Regions from separate parts of the Homo sapiens genome. Here region 1 is linked to region 2. Evidence: chromatin loops called from intact Hi-C (ENCODE). Cell type or tissue: heart left ventricle. All regions are shown on one strand. Each heading gives the region's core, and the rest is flanking DNA. Links, peaks and the distances in the headings are about the cores only.

What was found. Peaks named below come from ENCODE experiments on the same cell type or tissue, not always from the same donor. Only the 100,000 strongest peaks of a DNase experiment are listed, where the experiment ranks them.
Region 1: it touches region 2 in a loop (2.5-fold over the local background); 6 of 110 quality-filtered maps call a loop at or near these places.

What each region holds. Positions count from the first base shown.
Region 1 is chr4:140,093,742-140,096,645 of GRCh38, forward strand. The region is part of intron 1 of MAML3 (mastermind like transcriptional coactivator 3); the gene reads right to left. Among named protein-coding and RNA genes, the nearest start is that of MAML3-AS1, 33 kb to the right of the region's middle. RefSeq lists an enhancer at 1,294-1,343. In heart left ventricle, for the core only: no CTCF peak of the experiment used is centred there; DNase peaks (open chromatin) are centred at 1,260 and 2,050; H3K4me3 peaks cover 1,121 bases; H3K27ac peaks cover 2,500 bases.
Region 2 is chr4:140,237,327-140,240,230 of GRCh38, forward strand. LOC124900784 (a long non-coding RNA gene) reads left to right here and starts at 2,276. Exons shown (of 2, transcript XR_007058280.1): 1 at 2,276-2,405; 2 at 2,786-2,904. In heart left ventricle, for the core only: no CTCF peak of the experiment used is centred there; DNase peaks (open chromatin) are centred at 475 and 1,235; H3K4me3 peaks cover 960 bases; H3K27ac peaks cover 2,014 bases.

The DNA.
Region 1 (2,904 bases), core at 151-2,650, 140 kb before region 2:
TAAATAGTTTGTTTACTCTGCCTTCCTGGATCAAATCTATACCATCATGTGCTGCATTAGGGCTTTTCTCCCAGAAGGTTGAAACCTCCCATGATTGTAGAGGCAGCACCTTGGCTGTATTACCCTAGCCTGAGATTTCCTTTGGAGTGCATTCGGTCTGGCCGTCAGGTTGTCCTGCTCACTGTGCAGCATGATCCCCCTGACATTCCATCCTTTGGAGCCCCAGTAACCACAGCAGGAGGGCCAGCAGCTGAGGCTGAGCCAGAAGAGACCTGTTCTAGCTGGATCTGCACAGCCTGGTCTCTGGGTCTAAAATAAAACTCTTAACTTCTCTGCCAATGAGCTCTGCCAGGCCTGATGACGTAACAGGTCCCTTCAGTTCTATTTGCAGGCAAGGTCCATTTACATCAGGATTTCATCCAGGTAAGGGGGAATTTGGGAGGGGGAGGGAGTGAGGGACTCTCAGAGAATGGACCTGTCTTCCCATCATGCATGGAAAAGGTCTGAAAGAGCTGGTGAGGTGCCAAAGTAATTGTACACGTCATCTTGAGCTGTGCAAAGAGGAGCAGGCCTAGCTATAGCTAATTGCTATCCTCCGGCTATATGCTCCCCACTGAATACCAGAGAGGGGAATCTGTTCGGTGCATAACAAAGAAAAATCACAAGTAAAATAAAGCTAAGCAGCAGCCGGCCAACGCTGTGATGCTGCGACCGCCAACCATGGCCAGCCACACACAGGGAAACTCGGATTTGTCCTCACTCATCTTCTCTCAGGCCTTCTAATTAAGAAAACCTTAAACTTGGAACCAATTTACTCCTTTCTCGCTCATTTAAGTCATCACCCTGACCCATCTCTGATGAAGACAGAGCACTTCAAACAATGGAGAGTAGTTCCTAAGATAGCCGGTGGCCAACGTGAACTTCCTAATTAAGGACCCACACAAAAGTAACTTTCTCTTCTTCTGGGCTCTTTGTGTTTGTAAAAATGCGGCTTCAAGCTGAACAAACTATTTGATCATCTTCCCGCTTCCTTCCTCCTTTCCTGTCTGTCTGTCTGTAATGTTTCTCAGCTGATCAATAGCTGTCTCTCTGTGTCATGAAGTGTGCAATAAGCTGTTCTTTTTCTTTTGTCTCAAAGCCAGAAGACGCTGTATGGAAAGACCAGTTCCTCTTCTCCCACCCTTCTAGCTGTGCGTGGCAGCCCAGTGGAGGTCTGGACGCTTGCCACTGAGTGCCAAGAGCAAAACCCAGGCCAATCAGCAGGACGGATCCAAGCCCCTGACTGCAGCAGAGGTGCCTCTCCGCAGCCAGGCTGCAGCCACCCACAGCCTTGGGGCTGCCCTGACCCTGCCTCAGGCAGGAGCCCCGCCTCCTTCTCAAAGGACGTCACAGAGTACCTGCCCTTGGGGTGCCACACATCTTTCTTTGCTCTCTTTTTTCAGATTCAATTTGCCTGAATAGGAAGAACCTCTCCTTCCTGCCTAATCTATTCCCAGAAATCCCAGCTGCTCTCCCCAACTTTCACAGAGCAAATCAGTAGGCCCACCACTGTCCATGTTGGAGATCACACTGAGCCTCGTCTGGACCCCCCACTGCTTCTGGAGCATCTCCACAGACGGTCAAATCTGCATATCCAAACCTGAATCCTTCATCTTTCTCTCCCACTTGACCCCCAATTGGCAACAACACCCTGCGCTCCAGGCTGAGGGTCAGGCTTAACTGTCCCCTCTCCTCATCTCCTACATCCTCTGCAAGCTTTCTAAATTTTATTTCACACACATTTCTCAAATCCAGCCCCCAGAATCTAGAGATAAGACCACAGCCCTAGTTCAAGCCCAAATCCATCCTCCTCACTGCCCTTCTTGCCCCCTCTTCTTTCCAGGGGCCGCCTAACACAGAATTCTAACTCCATTGCCCTGTGTCCCTCTGCCCTACCCTCCGAGCCCCCCAATAACATCTGAGAACCCATGTTCCTCTCCACTGTCACCCACTCAATCCTTGCAGCAGGGACCTGCACTGGTTCCTACCCCGCCACAGGAAGCTTCCTGCTTCCTGTTCAGGCTCCACCCTCTCCAGAGAAAGGCCCCTCCTCCCCTTCACCCAGCTAATAACTCTGACTTTGTTCACGGACTCCCCACCTCCAGACTGGGCTAAGTGCTTCATACACATTTCTGTCATTGGATCAAGCTCCTAAAGGGCAGGGACTGGGTAATATTTCCCTGTGTAGTCTCAGCACCCAGTTACACACTGTGGGCTCCTGTTACACACAGCAGGTTCTCAGCAATTGGGATATTGCATTTGTACTTTCAGATTACTAGCTGATGCTCTCTATTACCTACCACAGGGCAATCAATACCTAAGTATGCCTTAGACCCATTCTGGTGCTACCTATTTAAAGAAGGCAGACTCCTAGACACCAACGGTTGTGTCTATGGAACATATTTTGTCTAGCAACTTACGCACTTTGGGGTACTTAATAACTTGATGGAGTTGAAGATGATGACGGTGACAATGACGTCAACCAGGACAGGAAACTGGAGATGATTAGACATCCTTTATTCTCCAAGGCTGTGTAGCTGCTTAAAACAGTTCTCGATGAGTCACAGAATGACAGCTCATTTATCTTGAAACCTTAACTAACCAGAATACAGCATGGACCCTCAGTCAGACACACTTCTGAGAAGCTGAAATACGTATCCGAAAGTTCACATGCTTGTCCACACACAAGTTAAAGAGGTAACTTGTGGAAGGGGTCATCTAGTCTGCATTCAGGGCCTATTTATTCTTGCTTAACATTCACCTTGATAATCTATGCGATCTCATTCCTCAGTCACAGCAAGTTATTTGATGTAAAATATGAGAAGAGGCGAGGTGGCAAGAGGCTGCTGGGGACTGACACGTGGG
Region 2 (2,904 bases), core at 169-2,668:
CACAGCATTTAGCAAGGTACTGAAATGTTTAACTGCTGCTACCACTGCTGAGGTACTTTCTCGTCAAGAGAGATTTGCCTTTTTCATCATGAATTCTTTTGTTTTTCCCTGTGGCCAGCTGCTACAAAGATGCAGTCAATTTAGATTAAACAGGCTGAGGAGTGCTATTCAATATGTCACCCAGGCACACTTCTCTAAATACAGTGTGCAGCAGGTACAGCTTAAAAAGAAAAGTCAGGGGGCTGTTCACAGAGGGGCATGCACTTTGTTTTAAGTCTGGGAACAAGAGACGGATCCTTGGAGTGCAGATGTGGGTTTTTCCATATTCAGCGCTGGGAGCAGCTCTTGCCCTTTCTTTCTGCCTGTCTTCACCCTCGTCCCGCTCCTCCCCTTCCCCTGCTGCCACTGGTTTCTATCTCCATTGTTCCCTTAAGCCCAGCAGCCAATGTGCAGCCAGGCCCAGCACACGCTCCGCAGCCAGCAACTTCCTCTGAAGCTGCAACGCATAATTACAACCAGCTGCTCTGGGCTGCTGGCTGGCCAGCTCTGCAAACAAGCATCCCGATACCTCGAGTTCCTGGGAGGCAACAGCCTGATCTTGGCAGCAACAAATTCTCTGAAGGAAGTGCCCACACCCTTGTAAGAAGAGGGAGCAGCCCTTCTCTCTCTCCTGTGGCTTCCAGAGGCCAGCGCTGGTTCTGGTCCGGTTTCTCCTCTCGCAAGAGACTCTTGCATGTCAGTCAGAGAGAGCTGGTTCTATTGTTAATGGGAAGGTGCCTGCTTTCACCTGCAGCTGCCTTCATCCGACTGGCCTATTGTCTGACTGGTGTGACCACCAGCAGAATGGCGTGTCTTAGGCAGTAGCACTAGGAGCCCTGGCTTCTGGTCAGCCTCTCAGCTGAGGCATTTTGTGAATGTGTACAGAGAGATAGGGGTAGGAAACGTGAACTGCCCTCGGCTAGCATGAGGCTAAAAGACAACTGATGTTGCTTAAAAAAATACCAGTGAAAATCCAAACAAGCCTAACTTAACTTCCCTAAGGAGAGCAGCATGTGGGCAAGAGAGCTGAGGGTTCGTCCAGGCCCCGCCTCAGAGCTGCGGGTTCATTTTGGGGCCTCAGTGATCTTTCAGGCTTGGCTACAAGGATGACTCTGATCCAAAATTAGGCTTTGAATGTGTAACACAAGGCTCTTGGCCCCACCCACCGCCTCTCTCTGCCCTATGCTGTTTCTTTAGAGCCTGGCTGTGGGCCAGAGCTGGCCCTTCTGGCTCTTGGGGGAAGGGCTGGCCACAGCGTTCTGTTTCCAGGCAGGGCTTTAGCGTGGGTGAAGGTGCATGGCGCAATTTGGGAAGAGGAGGGGAGATCAATACACTTGGAAAGGGCACCCAACCCTAGAATCACCAGCCCCGTCAATCTAAAGCTGGAGAGGGCCCTGCAAGGGGCAGGTGTGCCACCTGGGGCTGCCGCATTGCCCCCACCCACCTGTGCCTCCCAGCCCAGGCTCCTAATAGTCCCACTGAGCGCCAGCCAGGCCAGGAGGACTGCCCTGTCATGCCCAATAGCAGCCTCCGAGGTGGGAAGCAGCTGGGAGTCTGCTGTTGAAAAGGAGCTGCTCATTTTACAGGGCAATTTCCCAGGGATGCCTGCCCTGGCAGTAGTGGCTCAAGTGGGGCAGACAGGAACATCTTCGAGAAGATTCGTTCTTTCTGTCTGAGCTTGGGCAGTCATGCCATGGCCAGCAGCAGCCAGCTGTCTATTATATTGGGTTTCCCATTTGCAGACCTCTTTGTTTCAGTATTAAAAAATCTCGGGAAACTTTTCTGGCTGAGTGGTACTGGGCAGGTACTCGGGGGCACTTGCTGGGAAGGAATAATAGCAGACAGGTTTGGCAAATGGGATGCAGAGAATTAAGTCGTTGTTGGATATGTGTGAACAATGGGGTTGGTACATTATCAGCTATAGCTTTTCTGTGTCTCTTCATCAGTTTCTAATAAGCTTTACAATTTAATTTCCGACAGGAAAAAAGTATCAGTTTAAGGTGCTCTTTTGGTGTTCAACCCATGCTTTCTCTTCTGATTCTTAAGCCTGGCTACACTTTAGAAGCTCATACAAGCTCATGTCCGTAATAGCATCACGACGCAGCTATTTCAGCCTGCAGATGACTTGTGCAGCATGACTGGATCCTCCACTTAGAGCAGTCTGGAGGGCCCAGTGACGCAGTAATATGATTTTCGGCAGGTTTTTCTTCGGGCTTACAAGGAGGAGCAAGCTTAACAAGCAAACAGTCATGCCTGAGTTCTCACTTTCCTGCAAACTTTACTTGAGAACCTCAGAGATGAGAGTTGCTTTAGAAGCCTTCCTAGAGAAGGAATATGGAGAAGGCACCTGTAGCCCTGTGAGATCAGTAAGTGGAGGGGAAAAAAAAAAAGATGTACAAAAACAGAAAGAGAAAAAAAAGCCAGTCTTCAGGGTTATAAAAAATGAAGTTGGGAAGGATAAGCGCTGGGTTTCAAGGCTTAGATTATTCTAACTCTGTCTGTAATTACCTGCATGGAGTTGGCAGTTTACTGACTTCTTCTAGTTTAGGTTTTCTCATTTGTAAAATAGAGGAGATTATACCATTTCTCTGCCATTCTACCATGGGGAAGCGTGTGTGTCTGTGACTGTGGAGTGAGGGGGAGAGAGGAAGCATGCTAAAAACGTTAAAAGTAGTGTAGAAATGCATTTTGCAGTAGTAAAGTTAACTATTGGTAATAATAGCATCTACTTGTGCACCTTCTACAGGTTATCTGTTTATATTTAAATGAATCATTAGGTCCAGCCATGGAAGTGGATTTAATGAAATACTGTCGACCAATGAATGAAGAAATATAAGTACTTTTTCATCTTCTTATTTTGAGAGA